Linked DNA regions of Homo sapiens: region 1 is linked to region 2. A link is an interaction called in ENCODE POLR2A ChIA-PET data of the cell type or tissue named here. Cell type or tissue: Panc1. All regions are shown on one strand. Each heading gives the region's core, and the rest is flanking DNA. Links, peaks and the distances in the headings are about the cores only.

What was found. ChIA-PET counts read pairs that join two places held together with the same protein. Peaks named below come from ENCODE experiments on the same cell type or tissue, not always from the same donor. Only the 100,000 strongest peaks of a DNase experiment are listed, where the experiment ranks them.
Region 1: POLR2A ChIA-PET joins it to region 2 with 16 read pairs; 5 of 35 experiments call an interaction of 5 or more read pairs at or near these places.

Annotation. Positions count from the first base shown.
Region 1 is chr11:108,610,495-108,622,935 of GRCh38, reverse strand. No RefSeq gene overlaps it. Among named protein-coding and RNA genes, the nearest start is that of EXPH5, 23 kb to the right of the region's middle. RefSeq lists enhancers at 890-969, 5,308-6,507. In Panc1, for the core only: no CTCF peak of the experiment used is centred there; DNase peaks (open chromatin) are centred at 1,895 and 6,175.
Region 2 is chr11:108,489,264-108,501,704 of GRCh38, reverse strand. It overlaps POGLUT3 (protein O-glucosyltransferase 3), which reads left to right and starts at 3,321. Exons shown (of 8, transcript NM_153705.5): 1 at 3,321-3,540; 2 at 10,538-10,735. The coding sequence starts at 3,339. It overlaps LOC112267909 (a long non-coding RNA gene), which reads right to left and starts at 2,644. Exons shown (of 3, transcript XR_007062880.1): 1 at 2,055-2,644. RefSeq lists a silencer at 3,169-3,688. In Panc1, for the core only: no CTCF peak of the experiment used is centred there; DNase peaks (open chromatin) are centred at 3,914 and 4,544; H3K4me3 peaks cover 2,592 bases; H3K27ac peaks cover 2,435 bases.

The DNA.
Region 1 (12,441 bases), core at 1,416-9,415, 120 kb before region 2:
AAAGTAGGACTTTGATCTTATTTTCCTGTAATTCCTATTCTTTCTTATCTCTTGTTTTAAACATACTTATTTTATAGTGCTATAAGCTGAAGTGCTTGGGAGGGAGTATATAACTGCTGTTTATTGAATCTGATAACTTTCACACATGGTGGATTATTTCCTCCTGTATTTTGTCATTTCACTGGGGATCATTTTTTCTTTGTAGCCTTGGGTTTGGAAGTACCCTGTAAAGTAGCTTATTTGTTTGTTTATTTATTTATTTATATGGTTTGTCTGTGTCCCCACCACAATCTCATCTTGAATTGCAATCCCCATTATCCCCACATGTCGTGGGAGGGACCCAGTGGGAAGTGATTGGATCATGGAGGCAGTTTCCCCCTTGCTGTTCTCATGATAGTGAGTTCTCACAAGATCTGATGGTTTTGGGAGTGCCCGGCATTTCCCCTGCTAGCACTTCTCCCTCTTGCTGCCCTGTGAAGAAGATTCATTCCTTCCCCTTTGCCTTCAGTCATGATTGTAAGTTTCCTGAGGCCTCCCAGGCAATGCAGAACTGGAAGTCAATTAAACCTCTTTCCTTTATAAATTACCTGGTCTTGGGCAGTTCTTTATAGCAGCGTGAAAACAGAGTAATACATTTATTTTTTAATTTTTTACTTATTTATTGAGACAGAGTCTTACTCTGTCACTCAGGCTGGAGTGCAGTGGTGCAATCTCGGCTCACTGCAACCTCCACCTCCCAGGTTCAAGAGATTCTCATGCCTCAGCCTCCTGAGTATCTGGGACTACAGACACGCACCACCATGCCTGGCTAATTTTTTTTTTATTTTAGTGCAGACAGGGTTTTGCCATGTTGGCCAGGTTGGTCTCTAACTCTTGGCTTCAAGCAATACACCCGCCTTAGCCTCCCAAAGTGCTGGGATTACAGGCATGAGCCACCATGCCCAGCTATTTGTTTATTTAATTTTTGCTTCTGGCATACTGTCAAGTTGAGGTTTACATTAACTTTGTGACTCGGGGAGTTTCTGGACAATACAGGAAATTCCACATCTGTCCATGGAGTACCTGGGGTTTTAATTTCTTGAAAGAGCTTATGTTGTTTTCTGCCCAAAAACCTAGGCATTGACATGTTTCCTTTGAGTCTCCCTGAGACTATGGGGAGAGTTCTTCTAGTCATTCTTTCACACAGGCACATCGCTCTCAGTGTCCCTGCATAGGCTTAAGACCTATGGTCTTAAATAGCATTGTTAATTTCTAAGTGTAAAATTGCAGAGTCAGTCTGTGTGCTTACCACAAGGCTTTCACATCTTTTTTCCATTTCTGGTATGGGGAGTTTCCTTTCTCTATGTAGTTACATATAATTATATTGTACCTCTAAATAGCTACATTGCATCCAGCATTTTGAGGTTTACGAGAGAAGATTCTGTGTTATCTTAGTCCTCTTTGTTGTTAGAACTACATGTTTAGCATTGAATTTTTAATTTCTTGGCAAGCATCTGTGGTTGCTTTTATGTCTTGATTTTAAAATGACAGTTAACTGTGTTCAAAGTAGTACTGATGTTTCATTCTTTTACCAAAATCAAACTTATTTCATTGAAGTGAAAATTCAAAATTAAAGGCAATTTCATAGAAAAAAACTTTAGTTTTATAGAAAAGTTAATCCATTGAGACTTCCATTTGCTTGTATGAAAATGATATGATACAGTGGAGTCATGAACTACTTTGATTGTTATAAACCAATGAGAAAAAAACACAAGAAGCAAATGTAATATATGAATGATGGTTTCAATCCAAGTGGAGGCATGAAGTGAGAGAAAGTTTTACAAGTAGTCAGATAGAGATAACTGGTAGAAGAATTGAGTCATCACACAGCAAATACTATAAAAGGCATATTGTCATAAATGAGTAGATAGGTTACATAAATTTCACTTCTGTACACAGAAGTTCAACAGTTCATGACTACTATGTATAGTAGTAAGTATGCAGTTAAAAAAATTCTGAAAACAGTGTGTTTTATTCATTAGCGTTGCATCGGGAGGATACAGTATTAAAATGAATATTTCATTAAAGTAACCAATGGCTGATTTTTTTAAAAACCTAGTTCATTGTTTTCTTTCAGCAACACTATACCCTCTGTTTCATGACATACATATTGGTAAATAGATTTTTAGGTTATTTAGTTTTCTTTTTTTAATTTTTAAGTTTAAAAAAATTATTGCCCATATAGTTTAATAAAGCTACATGAATCAGAAGTTTGTACCTAATTTTTTGTTTGTACATATTAAGTAACATTTAAATTAAAACAATTCAAGTCATCATTAAAGATCCAAGTAAGAAACAGTGGTATGTAAGTGTTAAAAGGAAACTTGAGACAAGTCAAATTTGATGGAGTTTAGTTGAGCAAAAAAAAAAAAAAAGGAAACAATTTGTGAATAGGGTAGCCTTCAGAATTACAGCAGAGTCAGAGAGACTCCTGGGGTATATCGTGGTCAGAACAAATTTATAGATTAAAAAAAGTAAAGTGACGTACAGGGATCGGAAATGAGGTACGGAAACAGTGAGATTGGTTACAGCTCAGTGTTTGCCATATTTGAACGCAGTTTGAACACTCAGCAGTCTATGAGTGGTTGAAGTATGGCTGCTGGGATTGACCAACACTCAGCTATTGTTACAGGTGCATACTCCTAAGTTTAGTTTTCAGTTTTGTCTGCCTATTAAGCTAGGTTATGGTTCTCCACAAGGACTCAAATATAGAAGTACAGAGTCCTTCTCAGGCCATATTTAGTTCACTTCAACATAAGATAAGACTCTAGGGTGGGAGATAGAGTCCATGCACTGCAGCCCTGGATTTTCTATTAGGTTGAATGATATGAGCTTGTCATATAACCTTTTTCAATTTTACCTACAAAAATTGCAATAATACATAATAGCTATGTAAACTTGAGTAAGAAATTTAACTTCTTTGAGTCTACCCTTTCTCATCTGTAAAATAGAGAAAAATAGTTCTGACCTATTAGAATATGGCTGTTTATATATTAGAACAGAATTTATTTTACTTATCTAATAGATAGAGTTATTTTTTTCTCCACGAGGATATGTTCCAAGGAATCTGGTCTTTTATAATAAAAAAAAATTGCTCCATTTCCCCTTGGGGAGAAGAGGTGTCCTGCTTCCCCCAACCACTGGCAAGAGGGGAGAGGAGAACTAGCTGAAAGAATTTTCCCAAGAAGAGTAGAAGCTCCACCTCCTTATCCTACCAGAAATCTCAAAGATGGCCTTGCCATGTCTGGGAGTTTCCATGCCTATTCTTGACCCAATGTTAGACTAAGAGCTTCCACCACGGCCATAAACGACACTCTAGTAAAAGCCAGATGGTATCATGTTACAAGGTACAAGAAGAGCAAAACATATTTCTACACAGAAAGGCTATAAAGATCCAGGACACTTTTGTCAAAATCCACATACAGTTTCCCCTTCAACAACCGGGGTTTGAACTGCGCTGATCCATTTACATGAGATTCTTTTCAACCAAGAACAGACTGAAAACACAGTATTCCTGGGATGGGAAATCCTGATATACGCAGGGTAAACTTTTCATCTATGGGGGTTCTACAGGGTGGATTGCTGAACTTGAGTATGTGGGGATTGGGGATTTGCAGGGGTCCTGGGGCCAGTCCTCTGATTATACAGACAGATGGCAGTACTATTTTGGGTTGGAGAGAGTGACGCTTATGATTGCAGTCACTATCAACAAGATACTGAAAATTAATTTTCAATAACAATGACTGTTAAACAACTCATCTATTTGTAGGATATTAATTTGGTGGACAAAAGGAAGACAAGCAGTCTATACTCAATAAAAAACAAATATGTATAGATAAACAATAAGCCATCAGATTTGATTCCTAAAGAATGGATATAAAATTCAAGAATTTGAGGCAAAAAATCATAGATCTACATAGATATGTAGACACAAAAGATCTATACATAAATACATGAACATATATATAAAATGTATATAGCCTTTGACTTAGCAGACAGAGACAGAGAAAACATTCACAGACACACAATGATAGGAACAGTAAGGATTATCTTACAGATCATGAAAGCCATGTGAGGTAGACCATCCATTTTCGGACAGCATCAGTACACATTTATATTAGTGGCCAGAGTGATACCAGATTTCATCTAACATTCCATGTATAAGGATAATCATCTCTCAACCACCAGCCTCAGGCAGCCATGAGAATTAGATAGTATGAAATAACATTTCACAAGGGGCTGCTATAGACATGAATCATATTTACCAAAAGAATAACTACTGTTTGTGATGTTACCAATTTTATTTACATGGAGGGAGGGGGAAGGGAATAGAGGAAATAACACAATATAGTTAATTTTTTAAATTCATGTTTCTTTATAAGGTTTCTGTATTTGATTCTGGGTAAAACTTGAGTTGTAGAAGTGAAATTTTCAGCTTTCCCAGAAACTCCAGTGAAAACTGGATATGATTATTTTTCAGGCAGGGGACTACGCAATGTGAACCTTTTCTGTTCAGGATTTGTGTATTTCAAGTGCTAAGTGGAAGCAGACTGAAATATTCTCAGAATACTGTCCTAAGAACACTCTAGGAAAACAAATGTGTCTGGCAGAAATATTTCTTAATGGTTACCAGGACTGTTCCTCCTTAAAAATGCATCACAAATTCCACAAATGAGTATGTGGGGGCATACACACCCCCATCCACCTACCTCTAATCCCTAAACAAATGCCTCTTTCTTTTGTCTATTCAAACGTATCTGAATTTTTTAAAAATGTTCTCTTTTAATTTCTTATTTTATTAGTAACTCCAACAAATATATACACTAAAATAAACATGAAGTCTCATTATGCCACAGAAGCTTACAAGAGGTAAGGAAAGGGATAGAGTGGTATATACCTTGTAATGATTCTCTAACAGGTTAGACTGTCCTTAAGCATCCTGCATAAGTGGCTTAGGAAGCTTATGCTGCAGCTGACTTTCTTTTTTAATTCACTCAGAATTTTGCCACAAATTCATTAACTCTTTGCTAATCAGATATAATCCCAAGCCACTTTTAACCTGCTTAGAACATCTCTGGTGTGCATCTGGTGTTAACAGAAAATACAGAAAGGACATAGGGAAAAAAAAGTCTTGCCTCCTGTGCACCTTTGCAAGATGACAAGCTTTTCCTGCCCACAAACAGCATCTGCATCTAGTAGGCTAACAAGGCAGTAGCCAACAGGTAAATCTTCTACCTCTTTCTGAACCACTGAAGTACCTTTAGTCATCCTCCTTGCCTTCTCCTTCCTTCCCTCTTCCCTTCGCCTCCCCTTGTACCCAAACATGATGTTCCATTAACAAATAATGCTCTTAGAGCATTGAGGGGAACACACTGGAGAAGGAGAACAAGACTTTGCCTTGTTTCTCATTCACAGTTTTAGTGGAATCTATTTGGAATCTAAGCCCTGCTTACAAAGGAAAACATTGGGCATCATGAAAAATTTGAGGGATGTAGACTGGATCTTGGGTCTCAACTCTGTCGCCCAGGCTGGAGTGCAGGGGCCCCCAACCATAGCTCACTGCAGCCTCGAACTCCCTGGCTCAAACAATTCCATCCTCCCTCCTTATCCTCTCACTCCCCACAACACACACCATTAGCTGAGACTACAGGCCCTGGCAGCCACCACGCCTGGCTAATTACGCCAGATCTTATAGTTCAGAAACTCTTAAGTAGCTCTTAGTGATAGCCTCAAGCCCTGGGAACTGTCTTAGGATTTCCTATCCCAAAAAGGGAAAATAATTGTGTTTAGGTCAGTCCTCATCTCAATTTAAGAGGGGCTTGATTAACACTGAAAGTTTGAAGATTAAACCTTTTATCTTGGCCCATTTTTTCAGCTGTTCCCTTACATTTTCTACTCCTCTGCCAGGTTGCAAAGTTTTAAAAGACCATGGAGTACTATACTGAGCATTACACTGAGTAGCTGCTCACCTAATATTTAAGGAATAGGATGGAATTATGCTATCCCTAATTCAGGCTCCTGGCTTAGTACACCATCCACTGCTCTGGAATGTGATCGCCCTATTGCAGTGTCATGGTGATGGTGACCACAACAAAAAGAAAGCAATCTCTCAGGAGAAACCAGGAGGTTCTTTCTAGTTAGTCAACGCACGGAAGACAAGGTGATTCACACAACTCCAATGAGGTAATCATAAGACAATAGGATTTGAAATCCAGCAGGAATTATGAGTCATAACAGTCACATTTTCAGTTGGAATATCCAGTTTGTTTTGCTTCTCAGGTAAATAATAGGCAGCATACCTACATATAGACAAAAGCAAAGGGCCTGAATTATTTGCTTTTTGTTTTTTTGTTTTGAGACAGAGTCTCACTCTATCACTCGGCCTGGAGTGCAATGGCTCGATCTCAGCTCACTGCAATCTCTGCCACCCTGGTTCAAGGGATTCTCCTGCCTCAGCCTCCCGAGTAGCTGGGATTACAGGCTCCTGCCACCGTGCCCAGCTAATTTTTGTAATTTTAGTAGAGACGGGGTTTCACCATCTCGGCCAGGCTGGTCTCGAACTCCTGACCTCGGGTTATCTACCCACCTGGGCCTCCTAAAGTGCTGGGATTACAGGTGTGAGCCACTGCGCCCGGCCCGTTTGTTTTTTGGGTTTTGTTTTGTTTTTTGAGACAGGGTCTCTGTCTGTCACCCAGGCTGGAGTGCAGCAGCGTGATCTTGGCTCGGTCTGCCTCCCAGGTTCCAGCTATTCTCCCACCTTATCCTCCCAAGTAGCTAGGACCACAGGTGTGCACCACCCCGCCCGGTTAATTTTTGCATTTTTAGTAGAGACGGGGTTTCGCCATGTTGCCCAGACTGGTCTTGAACTCCTGGGCTCAAGCAAACAGCCTGTCTTGGCCTCCAAAAGTGCTGGGATTACCGGTGTGAGCCGCCGTGCCCAGCTATTTGCTTTTTAAAATTTATATAATCTTGGGCCGGGCACGGTGGCTCACGCCTGTAATCCCAGCACTTTGGGAGGCCAAAGCAGGCGGATCACAAGGTCAGGAAATCGAGACCATCCTGGCTAACACGGTGAAACCCCATCCCCACTAAAAATACAAAAAATTAGCCAGGTGTGGTGGCGGGCGCCTGTAGTCCCAGCTACTCCGGAGGCTGAGGCAGGAGAATAGCGTGAACCCGGGAGGCGGAGCTTGCAGTGAGCGGAGATCGCGCCACTGCACTCCAGCCTGGGCGAAAGAGTGAGACTCCGTCTCAAAAAAAAAAAAAAAAAAATTAATAAATGCTCTTTATGTACAAATATATTTTAGTTTTATGACCATGGAAGAAATGTCATAAGTATTTTCTCTCACTTCATAAATCTTTTGTATGCATTATTAGGAGTTATATTTATTCCTAAATTAAATATTCACTCAAATAACATGCCCTAAATTATTGTGAATAGCTATTGGAAGTGAGGATGAGAGAAAAAAGTTTTCCCTTGGAAAAGCCTCTCCTAACACAATCAGCATGACAGTTGCTCTTGAGATAACATGAATTCTGTTATCTCGTAAGCAATATAATTGACTAGATAGTAGCAACAAGGAAAAAACCTTTTAAATTTAAAAAAAAGAAGATAAAAAGAAAAAAAAGAGCTTCAAATCACAGAAAAAACCAAAAACTTTAGTTTTGTTTTGTTTTGTTTTGTTTTGTTTTGTTTTGTTTTTGAGACAAAGTCTCACTCTGTCACCCAGGCTGGAGTGCAGTGGCGTGATCTCGGCTCACTGCAACCTCCGCCTCCTGGGTTCAAGCAATTCTCTGCGTCAGCCTCCCAAGTAGCAGGCATTACAGATGCCCACCACCACGCCTGGCTGATTTTTTGTATTTTTAGTAGAGACGGGGTTTCACCGTCTTGGCCAGGCTGGTCTTCAACTCCTGACCTCGTGATCCACCTGCCTCAGCCTCCCAAAGTGCTGGGATTACAGGTGTGAGCCACCACACCCAGCCTTAGTTTTTTTTTTTTTTAAAAAAAGCTTAAAACCTTATTAATATGGCACTGTGTTGATAAGCAAAGCATTTTGCCTGGACTTTGGTAAGAAAGAAATAGGCCACTTGTCTTTTTCAGCCCTTTTCAACCTTTTTGTGTAGACAGCAGCACAACTAAGTTTTCTCAACTAGCTAATAATCTTTAGCAATTTTGGCTTCCCACAAGGTGTCTTCCACACAATAGATGTCCAGGATATAGTTGATGCATGAATAAGTGAATGAATTAATGCACTTCTCAACTTTGACATGCTGGGCTAATGGTAGGCCCTTCACATAAGCTTCTTGAACTGACTTGACACTATCCTTAATACTTCTTTCAGAAGTAGCTTCTTCTCATGCCACCTGTTGACCTGGAGAGTTACTAAATAACCAATACTTGTATATATATCCCTGTAAGTGTGGCCCAGACTAGACTATTGGGTAATGATCTGGGTAGAGTAAGAATAGAGCATAAAACATAATTTCTTCCCCCATTATCAATGGCTATAAGGTCTTTTACCAATTTTAATTTAGTCATCACATAGTGACTGATTGATACGCATTATAAGCGGAAACTTAAAAATCATGACTCATCAGCACAAGTAGGCTATACATGTTCTGCCTGTTCAGTACAATAATAATTCATTTGGCATGTCTTACTGAGCATTAACACAATAATGAAATCTGAATGTATAACAGCTTCTTAAATTTTACTAGTTACATAAGTAAACTGTGTATGATCATCTTAATCTTGTTATTTGTGCACTTTTTTTTAAAGTTTGTTGTGTTTTGTTTTGAGACAGGCTCTCGCTGTGTCACCTACCCTTGACCTCCCAGACTTAAGCCATCCTCCTGCCACAGCCTCATGAGTAGCTGGGAGTAGCTGGGACTACAGGCACACACCATCACATCCAGCTAATTTTTAAAAATTTCTTGTAGAGACAGGGTCTCCCTGTGTTGCCCAGGCTGTTCTTAAACTCTCAGGCTCAACAAATCCTCCTGCCTCAGACTTCCAAAGGGCTGGGATTACAGGCGTGAGCCACCATGCCCAACCTAAAATTACTTTTCATTCTAGAAGTATAAAGGTTTTTGAAGTTTAATCTGATAATAACTTATATAAGAATGAATAGCTTGACTTCTCTGAAATAGAAACTCAGAAACACTTCTGACTTCTCTAAAATATGAACTCACCTGCTGCTGTGTGGCCCCCAGGTTGGGAACCCCTGCTTTAAAGGCTCGTTGGACATCTCCAGTGCTTCTAATCAGAGCACAGCGTGAAATTGCTCCTTTGTCAATGGAAGCAGGGATGTTGAGAAACCTAATGCAGCATTAATATCCACATAAGGCCAGGCACAGTGGCTCATGCCTGTAATCCTAGCACTCTGGGAGGCTGAAGTGGGCAGATTGCCTGAGCCCAGTAGTTCGACACCAGCCTGGGCAACATGGCAAAACCCCGTCTCTACTAAAAATACAAAAAATTAGCCAAGTGTCATGGCATGCACCTGTAATCCCAGCTACTCGGGAGGCTGAGGCACTAGAATCGACTGCACCTAGGAGGCAGAGGTTGCAGTGAGCCGAGATCACACTACTGCACTCCAGCCTGGGAGACAGAGTGAGACTGTCTTCAAAAAATAGAAATTAAAAAAAAAAAACTGACATGAGTATCACCGAGGAGTTAGGATAGTTTTATGTCTGGCTGTGGTTGCCTAAGAACCAGCCATGCTATTTAACACCAAACACTACAATATAAAAGAAGTATATGTAAAGGAAAAAAGTTTGCATTAAATTCTTCCTTGCCAGACACATGTAACTTTGGTTCAGCAGCATTTAATAATGATAAGTTAATACATTTTATTGATTTTGCATATTGGGGAGGTAAATCCACACTCACAGTCAAAAGAACTGTGTCCCAGCTTTGCCACTTACTGGCAGTTGTCCTTAGATGAATTATCTAAATACTGTGACTCTGTTTCCTCCTCATCTGTAAAGTGGGGCTAATAATACCTATCTTGAAAACACAGTGCCCTGTGTAGCTGAAACTTTTTTTTTTTTTTTGAGACAGAGTCTTGCTCTGTCACCCAGGCTGGAGTGCAACGGTACCATCTCAGCTCACTGTGACCTCCGCCTCCCGGGTTCAAGAGATTCTCCTGCCTCAGCCTCCCTAGTAGCTGGGATTACAGGCACACACCACCACGCCCAGCTAATTTTTGCATTTTTAGTAGAGACGGGGTTTCGCCATGTTGGCCAGGCTAGTCTCGAACTCCTGACCTCAGGTGATCCATCAGCCTCAGCCTCCCAAAATGCTGAGATCCCAGGCATGAGCCACCATGCCTGGCCTAACTGAAGCTTAGTAAATGTTGATTCCTTCTTTTAAATTACAAAATGCTTGGACAAGCTCCAGTAAAATAGAAACAAAGGGTTAAATTTTGCTTCCACAAAGTCAAAAGTCTTATTAATAAATTTATTGAGTTCATGTATCACATTGTAAAAGAACTTAGGAAGATTTTTAAAAACATTAGCTAGTTTTCATTTTAGATCCACAAAATGTTAGTGAAAATAAACAGAGTAGTCTGTGATTTTTAATAAAAATTCAGTAGCGGCTCAATACAATGCAATGGAAAATAAGCACAGGTTGTGGAGTTCGGGAGACCTAGGGTCACCTCCTAGTTCTGCCACTTAATAGTTTTGTGACCTTGCAAAAGATAATATCGTTGAGGCTCATTTTCTTTATGGACAGGAAGGGGATAATACCATATTTCAATGAATCTAATAATCCATATATTGTAAGACTCATTGTTCTTTCATGTACAAGTAAAAATAAAACACTGCCATTAAGACACAATGCTTTCTTGTAATGTAGAATTTTTATTTCATACTTACTGAAAGAGCTCTTTCAATACATTTAGACAGGTTTTAATCATATGTCGCCGTAATGCACAGATAAAAATAAAAGTCTTAGCAAAATAAATTACTTAATGTATTCCTCAAATACAACATAGTAAGACTCTTCTTTTATTTCATTTTAAGATGGAATCTCACTCTGTTGCCCAAGCTGGAGTGCAATGGCGCCGTCTCAGTTCACTGCAACCTCCGCCTCCCAGAGTCAAGCGATTCTCCTGCCTCAGCCTCCCCAAGTAGCTGGGACTACAGGCACACGCCACCACACACGGCTAATTTTTGTATTTTTCATAGAGATGGGGTTTCACCATGTTGGCCAGGCTGGTCTCGAACTCCTGACCTCAGGTGATCTGCCCAGTAAGACTTTTCTGAATTGCTTTTGACTCACAGTCACTGATGTCCCTACTTTTCTATATAATATTGGCGTGTATGCCATCAAGAGCATTGATGATGCTTAGCTCTTACAAGACAACCCTACAATTGCCTCCAAGATTTTCCTCCAAGCCATACTTCGATGCTGCTACTTTCATGCCACAAAAAGTGACAACCAAATTTGCTGATGAGCAGGCAGTGACAATCAGTGTGTAGCTGCTGTCTTGCGGACAGTGACTATGGGACACTATATGATCCGTCCTGGTTTCAGAGACATTCGGTGGTGGGAAAATGTGCTTCTTAGAACTGTGAAATTTGGGTAATAATCTTCATAGAATTACTGCAAAGATTAATAAGAAAATATATTAAAAGGATTAATAATATAACCTGTAGTCCCAGCTACTCGGGAGGCTGAGGCAGGAGAATGGCGTGAACCCGGGAGGCGGAGCTTGCAGTGAGCTGAGATCGTGCCACTGCACTCCAGTCTGGGTGACAGAGCGAGATTCCGTCTCAAAAAAAAAAAAAAAAGGATTAATAATATAATAACAAATAAATTGTAGCTATTATATTACAGGAAAGTGGGAGAATGCAGCACTTTTGATCTGTGACTCCTCACCATATTCCTGGGATGGACATAAATACTGAATTAAATTATTCAAAATCCTGGGTAGTCTACTGTCCTATTTGAGGCTTGACATTTTGCACATGATGGATTTTTCAAGTCTGAAGCAAACATTGTCAAATAGAATATTCATTTTAGTTTCTTATCCCCTCCCTCCAAAGAAAAAAAAATGAAACAAAATTTTGTGGCTATTGTGGTAATCCATGTCTTATAAAAGCATGGCATGATCACCAGAGTATGACACTCTTTTCCTTTCTTGCCCTCCAATTCTGCACTCTCCTGGGTACTTCCTGTCTACCACCACCATAGGGTCTGCAGATCCATTCCAAATAGCTTCATTTAGGAAGCCAAGTCAGGCAAATGTTTGGCAGAGAAGTATATCAATAAAAATATCAATATCACTTTCAAAGGTAAATAAAAAATAGCTATAAGAATTACTTGGAATTTTATTATTTTACTCAGTTCTTCAATAAGAGGTCTGAAAATCAGCTTATCTAAAAAAGGGGCCA
Region 2 (12,441 bases), core at 2,124-10,123:
AAAGGTTATAATGCTGCTGTTGGAGAGCAGTCGGTACGTTAAAAATCTCCTAACCTTGATTTTAAACTCCCAGGGAAAGGGGATTAGTTCAGCATGAGTCAGTTTCCAAAATAGGAGCCAATAAACTGTAGCCATAGTTAAAGTTATGCTGTTACAAAGCCTCACTGTTAACCAGGCGGACTGTGGAGTAAAAAAAGAAGAGTTACCGAAAAGGTGGAAATGTTATGAACTGAGTCGACAATAATTAGCTGTGAATTTTATGTGACATTAATGTAAAGATTCCAGAGGCCACTGCAATTCACAGAAGTGTATTGAATCTAGACCTTCCAGAGTCACACACTGACTTTAATTATAGGTGTTTGAGATTGGAGTTCAATATGGAGATGAATGTGAAAGGGAATGAAAAACTTCTCGGAGTGTATCGTTTACTTCAAAGTTTTATACATGATGTTCCTGCTATCCAGAATGCTCTCCTCCTTCTCTTTATGTGGCTGATTCCTGTTTGACCTTCAAGGTTCGGCATAGATGTCATCTCTTTCAGAAGCCTCTCTTGGTTCTCCCAAGACTAGATTAGCTGGCCTTCATATGTAGTGTATAAGTACACTGTACTATGTTGGAAAAGGCTCTCTGCCATGGCCCTTGAACTTCTCTGATCATTCTTGCTGTTCTGCCACTCCAATGTCCAGCTCTTTATCAGTCCATTTCTCTGGGCGGTGTTTGTAGCAAGCAACGTTTGAGGGATGAGATAACATCTCCCCACCTTCAAAGAGCAGGCTTAATTCTGTGTAGCCTAAAAGAGGCAAATTCCTTTAGCTCAGTGCTCCTCTCTTGTAATGCAACCCACTTCAGGCATCCATCATAGTCTGTGTGCACTGTCCCCACAGGGCTTGGGAGGCTTAGGAACAAAAAGCAAACCAACATAAAGCTCTGGCTACTGCTTTTGCAGTGAATAATAAAGTTCTTTGATACAGGAGTGTTGTATCTTTTGACAGCATCCATGAAACAGTAACAGGCCAACTTGTTAGTTTGTAAGTGGGATAAAATCCTAGACCATGCAGTTCTTGAGGCCCATATTTTAACACCTATACGCTATTTACATTGCCTCTTAGTCTTTCTTCTCCACTAAACTACAGGCACTTTGAAGTCAAAATACAATATCTAAAATATGGTGGGCATTTAATAAATATGTGTTGAATGAATGAAATTTGATTAATGATAAAGAGTCTGGTCAAAGCACTGGTTGCTCTGAAGAGATATACTCTTTGGAGACAGGTTAAGATGAGAAAGAAAACAGGTTGGTGCAGGCTTAGTATTGCTAAACGCTAGTGTGTTCAGGTACAATTATATGGCTTCCCTGACGTGTTCTCAAAAAAAAAAAAATACTGGGTGTTAACCCAAATGTTATGTAATTTATTAGGCCATGTTTTACTATAATCCAGTACCGGCTAAACCTCAGATTATTTCTCTGGAAATTGTTTTAAGTCAGATTTTGAAAGAGTGTGAGCAAAATGTGTTCCATACAATTTTTTTAAGCGATAGTTGGAACAGAGCAAAGCTTTCTATTTAAAGCAAGGAGACATCCCCACAAAATAAAATTTATCAGTGAAAGTAATACCAAGTAATGTTACACTTTAGCCCTAAAATTTACCGGCAACTGACTACCAGTTCCTGAAACCTTTCCAAAGTACAAAGAATACTGTCCATAACCACTGCTTAGCATTACTAAAATAGGTCAAGAGAAGTGTGAAAATGTGGGAAAGATTTTGCCCTGGTAAAACTTGGTCACAGCAAGAATGCTGAGTAGCACGGTTAAAGCCGTGAGGCGGACAAAGGCTTGTCCAGTGCCTGGCTCTGATGTTTTGGGCATTAAGTTCCCCCAAGAGGGTGCAGAAATCCTGTGTCCATTCTGGGGTGTGAGTTCCTTCTGGATCATTCAGCCAGAGGAGAATCTTTATTGGCTTTAAATAAATTCAGATCTATTAACAATCCATTAACAAATTTGTATCCATTAACAAATTGGATAAAATGATCAAAAAAGAGAGGCAGATAGTAACCTTGACAATCTCTTCCTGGATCCAGCGTTCATCTTCTGAGGAGTGGTGGAGGTGGCTGAGACCAACCACGCACCACCACCCCTTCTCCCACTTCGATTACAGAGGCTTTGAGGTAAAGCTCGCACAAGGGCTCAAGGCAAGGCCTGGTCTTCTGCCACCCCAGTGCCCAGCTCCTCACTCTGGGCTTGGCCCAAACTCCGTGGATGTTCTGTAAACACCTGCTGGAAGAAGAGGAGTGCGGGAGGAAGCGGGGAAAGGGATGTGTGGGGTGGGGGGATCACGGTTCTGTGAGGGAGGCTGCTAAGCAGAAAAGCAACAAAACCGGCCACAAGAGAACGGTGCTGCTGTGAACAGAGGGCTGTGAGGGAGGGCGGGGGGCGTGACCTTGGCGCTCATCTTGTAAACTCGGAGACATTCCTTGGGAAAAGATATTTCCCTAAACTACATCGATCTTGGGGCCGGACCCTTTCATCGTCCCACAACAATCACCACCGGGTCTACGTCCTTTAAAAACACCTGAGCGGCGGACCCGGTGGCTCATGCCTGTAATCCCGGCACTTTGGGAAGCCGAGGCGGGCGGATTGCTTGAAACCAGGAGTTCAAGACCACCTTGGGCAACATAGGGAGACCCCGTCTCTACAAATAGTAATAGTAATAATAATAATAATAATAATAATAATAATAATAATAATAAATTAAATTAGCCAGCGTGGTGTCGTGTGCCTACAGTCAGTCCCAGCTACTCGGGAGGCTGAGGCGGGAGGATCTCCTGAGCCCACGAGTTCCAGGCTGCAGTGAGCTGTGGTCGCGCCATTGCACTCCAGCCTAGGCGACAGAGCCAGCCCCCTTGTCTGTATAAAAACAGAGAAAGAAAAGAGAAGAAAGAAGGAAAGGAAGGAAGAAAAAGAAAGGGAAAGACCACTGGAAGTGGAGGCCAGGCGTGCCTGAAGCCTTGGCAATCAACAGCCAGCGCACACTCGCAGCCTCGGTCTCTGGGCGGGCCTCTCCACCCCTTTCCTCCACGGGGCCTATGGGGCTGCGGGGAGGAAGGGGCGCACCCATCGTCGACCCCTACAGGGCGCGCAGTGGGTGATTGCGGCACTGGCTCGCGTTCCCGCCCGAGGGAGACGAGGCGGGACAGCGGGCGGGAAAGGGAGCCTGCGCCGCAATCTTTCCCGCCCGAAAGACCCGCCCCGCGGTGGGCCCCAGTCCCCGCCCGGTCCGCGGCGCTGCCGGCCCCTCCTCGCCGCCGCGGAGCTGGACCGCAGTTGTGCCCCGCCGACCATGCGCCGCCTCCCGCGGGCCCTGCTGCTGCAGCTGCGCCTCGCCCTGCTGGTGGCCGCGGGGGCCCCGGAGGTGCTGGTCAGCGCGCCGCGGAGCCTGGTGTGGGGGCCCGGGCTGCAGGCGGCCGTCGTCCTGCCGGTCCGCTATTTCTACCTGCAGGCGGTCAACTCGGAGGGCCAGAACCTCACTCGCTCTCCCGCAGGTAGTGTCCAGCCGCCGGCCTCCCTCGTCCCGCGGCCGGGTCCCCGCGCGTCCCCGCCGCCCGGGAGTCCGCCCGCGGCCTGCGTGGCGTCCCTCCCCGGCGTGTGTCGCCCCTTTTTGGGTCTGGTCAGCTCCTCTTCCCTCCTCCCGCCCATACTCAAAGCGGGCAAAAATCACCACGAAAGTTTGTGGAATGAATGAATGAATGAACTTGAAGGGCCCTTCCGCATTTAATGTGCAGGGACTGATGTTGCGAATGGACGGCGCCCGGGCGTTACAAGGAGTGTGCCGTGAGTCACACGTTGCCTTCCATCTCGGACTTAGTTGTCTGAACTGTGAGGGATTGCAGGGAGCGCTTTCCAGTGGTGAGTCATCAAGCCGACGGATCGCGTCGGATTACATGGCTTAGGCCTGGTGGGTTTGGAGCAACGAAATCCTACGCAGAGGAAATGTCAGAGCCGTAGGAAGGAGGAGGGGTTTACGTGTTAGTTTTTTGTTTCCTTTTTAGTTCTGAGTTTTTGAAAGCAGATTACAGGAACTAGGGAAACTCAGTAGAAATCATTCGGTTTTCCCTCCACGGAGGGTGAGATGGATCTCGTCCTGAATCCCTTTCTGCCCGGTCCTCCTCCCACGTTGTCCTTCACGTCTTAACCTTTGCAACTTCTTAAAACTTGTCCTGCTGGTTTCACGCTGTTGTCAGTCAGGATTTGCTAATGTATAATTTGGGGCTCTGGCCAACTAGCACCTTGTTGTATCAGCGAAGAGACAATTAGAATAAACCAGTGCCTCTGCCCCTGCTAGTCCAGCTGGGAACATAGCTGCCAGAAGTGTGTCCCAACTTGGGAAAGGGGTAAGGGGGTCTTGACAGCTGGGCAAAGCAGAGAATTTAGGAACCAAACATAATTCACTTTTAGATTTAATGATTTTTAAAATTTCATTCATTCAAGAAATACTTCTTTGATGTCTACTTCTGTGTTTGGTAATTCTGCTGGGAATCTAAGGATGAAAAGACAATGCCTGACCATCAAGGAACTTACAGTCTGTTGGTCAAAGACATGCAAATAACTGATCACTGTACAAGATAATTGAAGGTATGTACAGAGTGCAGTGGCAACATTGAAGCACTGCCAGAGACTGGAGAAATCCAGGAAGATTTCAGGAGCAGAGACTTGAAGGATGAGAAGGTTTGCTGGGCAGGCATATAGAAGGACGCCATGGCATGTGCAGAAGCACAGAGGCGTAGGAGACCGTGGTGTTCGGGAAAATAAGTACTGTAATTTAATGATACTGAGCGGAAAAGCCTGGTTGATTGTAGCCTCTGGTCTTCAAGCGCCTTGAATGCCAAGCAAATGACTTTATAACTAGATAAAAGAGAGCCACTGGAGAAATTTGAGCTGAGGCAAGAATCTGCCTCTCCCTTAACTACCTCAGTGGCTTGTTTTCTACATTTGATTCAGAACACCACTCCTGAAGTTGTCTTTGGGCATTGCTTTGATAACGTGTCTACCAGTTAGACCCTAAATACTCAGACAACTGGTTTCATATGCATGATATGCATTTAGGTAAAATAATTCCGACTCTATTGACAGAAACGCATGTGTGTATATCAGGGTTTCACAAACTTTTTCTTTAAAGGGCCAGATAGTAAATAATTTAGGCTTTGTAGGTGATATCATCTCTCACATTTATTCAGCTGTGCTTTGTAGCCATGGACATATAACAAACCCGTTTATGTTACAATAAAACTTTTTATGGCCACTGAAATTTCAATTTCATATAGTTTTCCATAAGTCACAGAATATTATTATTTTGATTTTTCTCCAACCCCCCTCCTCCTTTTTTTTTTTTAAGAGACAAGGTCTTTGTCACCCAGGATGCAGTGCAGTGGTACAGTCATAGCTACTGCAGCCTCAAATTCCTGGCCTCAAGGGATCCTCTTGCCTCAGTCTCCCCAAATGCTGGGATTACAGGCATAATCCACCATGCCCATCCCCATTTTAAAAATATAAGAATCATTGTTAGCTTACAGGATTTACAAAAACAGGCACTGAGCTGGATTAGCTAGTTTGTCAATCTCTAATGTATGTTAAAGACTCTCAGTTAAAATCCAAATGATACATGACTTAAAGTTGTGTATATGTTTTATATGTACATATATTATATATACATAAATATATTTAAACAAACGAAAAAGTTTACAGACAGTTTCTATTAAATATCTTAACAGAAGGAAAGTTACATTTATGATTCTGCATGGTTTACCCCTGTGATCTGTGACTTTTCTTTTTTTACCTTTTTTAGTCTTAGAAAGACTTCTCAGCCTGGGCAACATAGCAAGATTCCATCTCTACTTAAAATAAAAATTTTAAAAATTACCTACTTGGGAGGCTGAGGCAGAAGGATCAGTTGAGCCCAGGAGCTCAAGGTTGCAGTGCATTATGATTGTGCCACTGCACTCCAGCCCGGGCAACATAGCAAGACCCTTTCTCTAAATAAATAAATAAAATGGAACTTTTTGGACAACCTTACTTTCATTCCTTTGGATTCCCTTTGTTTCCTTTCAGGCCTCTTGATTTCTGGCTTCCAGTTAAAAAGGTGCCGTATAGTTCTGAAAACTCACCCAACTAGTTTCTTACATTTCTGCCACCAACATTCACTTCCAAGTCCTGAAGTCTTTCCCTCTTCAAGAACCAACTGAATAGCTGGTTATTCATGCCTTGTAATCTCAGCACTTTGGGAGGCCAAGGCTGGTAGACTGCCTGAACTCAGAAGTTTGAGACCAGTCTGGGCAACATGGCAAAACCCATCTACCAAAAAAATCCAAAATATCAGCCAGGCGTGGTAGTGCACAGCTGTGGTCCCAGCTACTGGGGAGGCTGAGGTGGGAGGATCTCTTGAGCCTGGGAGGCTGCAGTTGCATTGAGCTGAGATTGTGCCACTGCACACACACAAAAGAACTAATTGGAAAAGAGGAAAAATCTTCTCAAGCTGTAGCCTGTTGTACACAACTTAGAAAGTTTCCCTTATTATCACTCCCATTCGACAGTGTAGAATTTCCCTGAATGCCACTATTATGCTACATATATCCAAGTACCCAGATAACAAAAATATTGTGAACTTCAGTGATCTAAAGCAGGACATCTCAAACTGGGGTTCACAAACAGAAATTATAGGGTCTTTGTCCTTGGGTGGGGGGAAGAACTGTATCTTTATTTTCAGTAAACTCCTGCTTAAATTGAACATTTCCTTCAATTATGAATGTAGGCAGTACCTGTTGATACTATTATATTCCCAGTCTCTAGCACAATGCTTGCTAGAGATGCTGAGTAACTATTGTAGATGAAAAGAAATAAGGGGTGGAGGGAGGGATGATTGAAATATGTCAAGATGGAAGGATATAAATACTTATTTTCTACTCAGTCTTCTACCTTCATCAGTAATAATATCTTCATAAAATAATCTTACCTCCTGGCTGTGTAGTACTTTAGTGTTTTATACTATGGCTTGCTTAATTTGTCCTCCAAAATAGTCTTGTAAGGTAGGAAGGATAGATATTACTGTCTTTACACATAAGAAACTGGGCTCAGTGAAGCTAAAATGCCTTGCCCAGTGGGCTCCACAGTGAATGTGTCAGAGCCAAGGCAGGAACAGCCCTTTGAACTTCTACTTCATTGCTCTTTCTGTTTTATCAAATCATCCTTAATATGATTGTCGTACGTCAGTTTACAATAAGATCTTGGAGGGTGTTCGTCGTTGGCAGCTAGCCAGATATTTTTGGAGGATTTCCATTTAGCCTCATGGTACAACACCTTAGCCTTCTGGGATTTTGTTTCCCTTGACCGTGTGGGGTCAACACTTTTGCTGCAGCTGTAGAGGGCCTTAATGAGCTTCCTAAACAACAGAGGAGGAGATGACTCCATTGTATCCGAAGTGCCAGAAGTATTCCTCCAACTGTGACTGCTGCAAAGCTACATTCAAATATTGGCTCTGCTGCTCATTATGTATGTGACCTTGGGCAAGTTACTTTATTTCTTGGAGCATTGGTTTCTTGATCTATAAAATGGGAGTGACAGATACCTACCTCAAATTTCTTGTAGGAAATAAATGACATAGAAAATACATATGAAAGTCTCAAGCCCATAAAAAGTGCTAAGTGAATTTCTAAATATGCTTTTGATTTCTTACCAAATCAAACGTGTTCAAGATTTCTGATTCTAATGATGTAACACTTTGATGCTGCCAACCTCCTTTTGTCTACATAGTCACTGCATTCTCATCCAGTTAGCTATTTTTCTTAAGTTTGAATTTATTGAGTAGAAAACTCAAGCTGAGCCTCAATTCTTTTTTTTTTTTTTTTTTTTTGAGACAGAGTCTAGCTTTGTTGCCCAGGCTTGAGTGCAGTGGCGCGATCTCGGCTCACTGCAACCTCCGCCTCCTGGGTTCAAGTGAGTCTCCTGCCTCAGCCTCCTGAGTAGCTGGGATTACAGGTGCGCATCATCATGCCCGGCTAATTTTTGTATTTTTAGTAGAGAAGGGGTTTCACCATGTTGGTCAGGCTGGTCTCAAAATCCTGACCTTGTGATCCACCTGCCTTGGCCTACCAAAGTGCTCGGATTACAGGCGTGAGCCACCACGCCTGCCGTTGAGCCTCAATTCTATCCCACTATATTAGTACCCAGAGCTAATGAGAATTTTCATGCCTTCCATTTGAAGGAATTTGAAATTTCACTCTTCTCATTTTCTCTTTTATGAGGTTAGAATTCTTATTTCTGTTTCAGTCCTGATCCATATTATCTTGCATTGATTCTAACATTAATTTCATGTCAACAATGACACAGGCATGACAGATTACTGTAAAAAATAACTGAACATTTAAAATATATATTTCCAATGGCTATATTATAGTTGTATACATACATTTTGAAATGTAACTTTTAAATGATATTTCAGCGACAAAAAATATTACAACTGGAAGCGACCATAATTCTTTAGTCTGATACTTTCAATTTACAAATAATTGACGCATTTTGAAGCTAGTTGTTTTTTTCTGTCTTTCCCAAAAGTCACATAGTCAATAATATTCTTGTCTTATAACTGTTTTGTTTATTTAAAATAATAATATATGGAGAATAAGACTGTTTGATCAGGAAATAAGAAAACCTTTTTGTACATTTCCAGTTTGGGGAGGGAGCAATGAAAATGGCTTTCCAATTCCCAGACTTTCCTCTTCAGATTTCGATCTGCTGTGCCATGTTGCCTTTCTGAAACCATGTGGGAAATAATGCAAAGCAATAATTTATGTGTTTCATTTGTGCAGTTCAGGTAACTGGCCAACATTTCTAATAATTTCCTATTAAATTATTACCACTTTATAGCATCTTCCATGTTTATTATACTTCATTTAGGTTAGCAGATTTATTTCGTAATTTTATCATACTTGTTTCAAGGATCCTAAAATGTATATGTTTGGTACTCGATTATTAATATTTAATAGCAAGATGTCAGATACCACATTGTTATTACTAAATTGAAGAGACTGAGAAACATTTCTGCAGACTCACAAGAAAAAAAACCCTTAAAGATCAAAAGAAAGTAGATATTACACTCACTCGATTTAGAAACTAAGAATTTCACAAACGTGTTTAGTAATTTCAAAAGATATATTTTAAATATTCTAAATTTTATAATATGCGAAGTGAAAAACAACTTTGGTCACAATTTTCCTTTTGCTAGGACTGTGGATTTCCAAGGATTCATTACTTTTTTAGCATTTTCCTTTGATATGGTGATCTAAATGGTATATCCTCTGCACTCTCTGAAGGAAGAAGTTTCAAAGTTTATTCCTGGCCACAGTAACACTAATCACAACAGTATCATTTCAAAGCCTAAATGTCAGCTAATAGGAAAGGGAAAGTTTGTTGAATAGTTATTATTTACGTAGAACAGAAACCCCACAAAACTTTGAAGGTGGAATGGATTATTACAGTGTAACTGTTTCATTTCAAGCTGAGGAAACAGACTCAGAAGTAATCTCTAGTATTTACAAAGATGTGTATGTGTGTGTTTGTGTGTGTGTGTGTGTGTGTGAGCTTGTACAAGAGTCTGGTAACTAGCTGTAATCTCTCTCTACGTAAGGAAATGGCCTTAGAAGTACCACTTGAAATTTGGGCTTAATAAACGGGGAAATTTTCACAGAAATGAAGGTTATTAGATACTGAAATGGTATACAAAGAAAGCTTGTGTGTGTTTTATAAGGAGGAAGTTCGATTACTAGAGAGATCTGTCATGCTTAGAGTCCATGGATTTTTAACTATTTGGGCTTTAATCCTACCCAAAGGAGGAAAGACCAAATAAGCAAAAAGTTTATTTTTTATTTGCTTTTAAAAAATGATTTGCTTTTGTTCATGCAGTAAATCTTTATTGAATGACTAATGATTCAAATGTTGAGTCTGATCCGTGGTTTGAATACATGAACCAGACCAAGCTCTGTGGCTCAAGCCTGTAATCCCAACACTTTGGGAGGCTGAGGCAGTGGGGATCGCTTGAAGTCAGGAGTTTGAGATCAGCCTGGGCAACACAGCAAGACCCCCTCCAACCCATCCCGCCCCCCACCATCTCTACAAAAAATTTCAAAAATTAGCTGGGCATGGTGGCACACTCCTATAGTCCCAGCTACTCATGGGGCTGATGCAGGTTGAGGCAGGAGGTTCATGAGCCCAGGAGGTTGGAGCTGTAATGAGCTAGGATTCTGCCTCTGCACTCCTAGCTGGATGACAGAGCAAGACCCTGTCTCAAAAAAGAAAAAAAAAAAAAAAAGAATGCATGAACCAGACATGACAGTTCCTGGCCTCAAAGATCTTCCAAAGGAAATGATTTTTTTTTAACCACCAATGCTGCAGGAAAAAGCAACATATTTAAGTTATCCAATAACACCTATCCAATAATTGTAAATCATTATCATGACATGGTAGAGTTGTTTATATTTCTTTTCCTTTTAGGTGAAACACCATTCAAAGTCGTAGTCAAATCTCTTTCACCTAAAGAGTTGGTCCGGATACATGTCCCTAAACCTTTGGACAGGAATGATGGAACATTTTTGATGAGATATAGGATGTATGAAACTGTCGATGAAGGCCTGAAGATAGAGGTCCTTTATGGTGATGAACATGTGGCTCAGTCTCCCTATATTTTGAAAGGTAAGTGATTATTATATACTCCAGAGTCAGCCTTGTGTGTAGGTCCCATGCCTTTCAGAATGGCCTAAACCTGATGACCTCAAAGTCATGTGCAGTAAAGTAAACATTGTATACATACCTCCTGGAGCTCAATTTAAATTTTAAGGGAAAGAAAATTAAGTAAAGAGATTTAAATGATAAGAAAAAAATCTTGTGTATTTACATCCATGTAGTTACTATTTGCGAAACTCTTCATTCCTTTGTGTAGATCCATATTTCCATCTAGTAACATTTGCCTTCTGCTTAAAGGATTTTTATTAATATTTATTTTACTGTGAGAATGCTGGTGATGAATTCTTCCAGCTTTTGAATGTCTGAAAAAACTTTATTTTGCCTTTTGTTTGTTTGATTTGTTTTTTGTTTACTTTGAGACAGGGTCTTGCTCTATGGCCCAGGCTGGAGTACAGTGGCACAGTCAAAGCTCACTGCAGGCTGGGCGTGGTGGCTCACATCTGTAATCCCAACAATTTGGGAGGCTGAGGCGAGTGGATGGCTTGAGCTTAGGCATTCAAGACCAGCCTGGGCAACATGGTGAAACCCCGTCTCTACTAAAAATACAAAAATTAGCCAGGCATGGTGGCGGCGCATGCCTGAAGTCCCAGCTACTCGGGAGGCTGAGGCTGGAGAATCGCTTGAACCCGGGAGGTGGAGGTTGCAGTGAGCCAAGATCACATCACTGCACTCCAGCCTGGGTGACAGAGCGAGATTCCATCTCAAAAAAAAGCTCACTGCAACCTTAAACTGCTGGGCTAGGCCATGTGCAGTGGCTCACACCTATAATCCCAGCACTTTGGGAGGCCAAGGCCAGAGGATCACTTGAGCCCAGGAATTCAAGACCACGCTGAGCAACATGGCAAAAACCCATCTCTACAAAAAATTAGCTGGGTGTGGCGGCACATACCTGTAGTCCCAGCTACTCAGGGGGCTGAGGTAAGAGGATCACCTGAGCTCAGGGAGATCGAGGCTGCGGTAAGCTGTGATCGTGCCACTGCACTCTGGCCTGGGGGACAGAGTGAGACCCCCTGTCTCAAAACGAAATAAAACAGAAACAAAAACTGCTAGTTTAAAGCAAACCTCCCGCCTCAGCCTCTCAAGTAGCTAGGACTGCAGGCACATACCACCATGCCCAGCTAATTAAAAAATATTTTTTTGTTTCTACAAAACATTTTTTTGTTTCTACAGGGTCTTTTTATGTTACCTAGGCTAATCTCAAACTCCTGCACTCAAGTGATCCCCCTGCCTCGGCTCCCCAAAGTGCTGGGATTACAGGCATGAGCCACCATGCCCGGCCTAGTTTGCCTTTGTTTTTAAAAGACATTGTCTCTAGTTATAGTTATAGGTTGATGGGTTTTTTTTCTTTTGATACTTTAAAGATGTGGTTCCACTGTCTTCTCACTTGCATTGCTTCTAACAATAAATCTAGCATTTTCCTTATCTTTGTTCATCTGTGTTGCTTTTAAGGTTTTCTCTTTATCAGTTCTTTTGAGAAGTTTGATTATTATGTGCCTTGGTGCAGTTTCCTTAATGTTTCCTGTGTTTTGGATTTGTGGAACTTCTTGGAATTTAAACCATCCAAGTGATTTAAATTTCATCAAATTTAGAAAAATTATGGCCATTATTGCTTCAAATATGTTTTCTGTTCCATTCCACCTTACCTTCAAGGATAC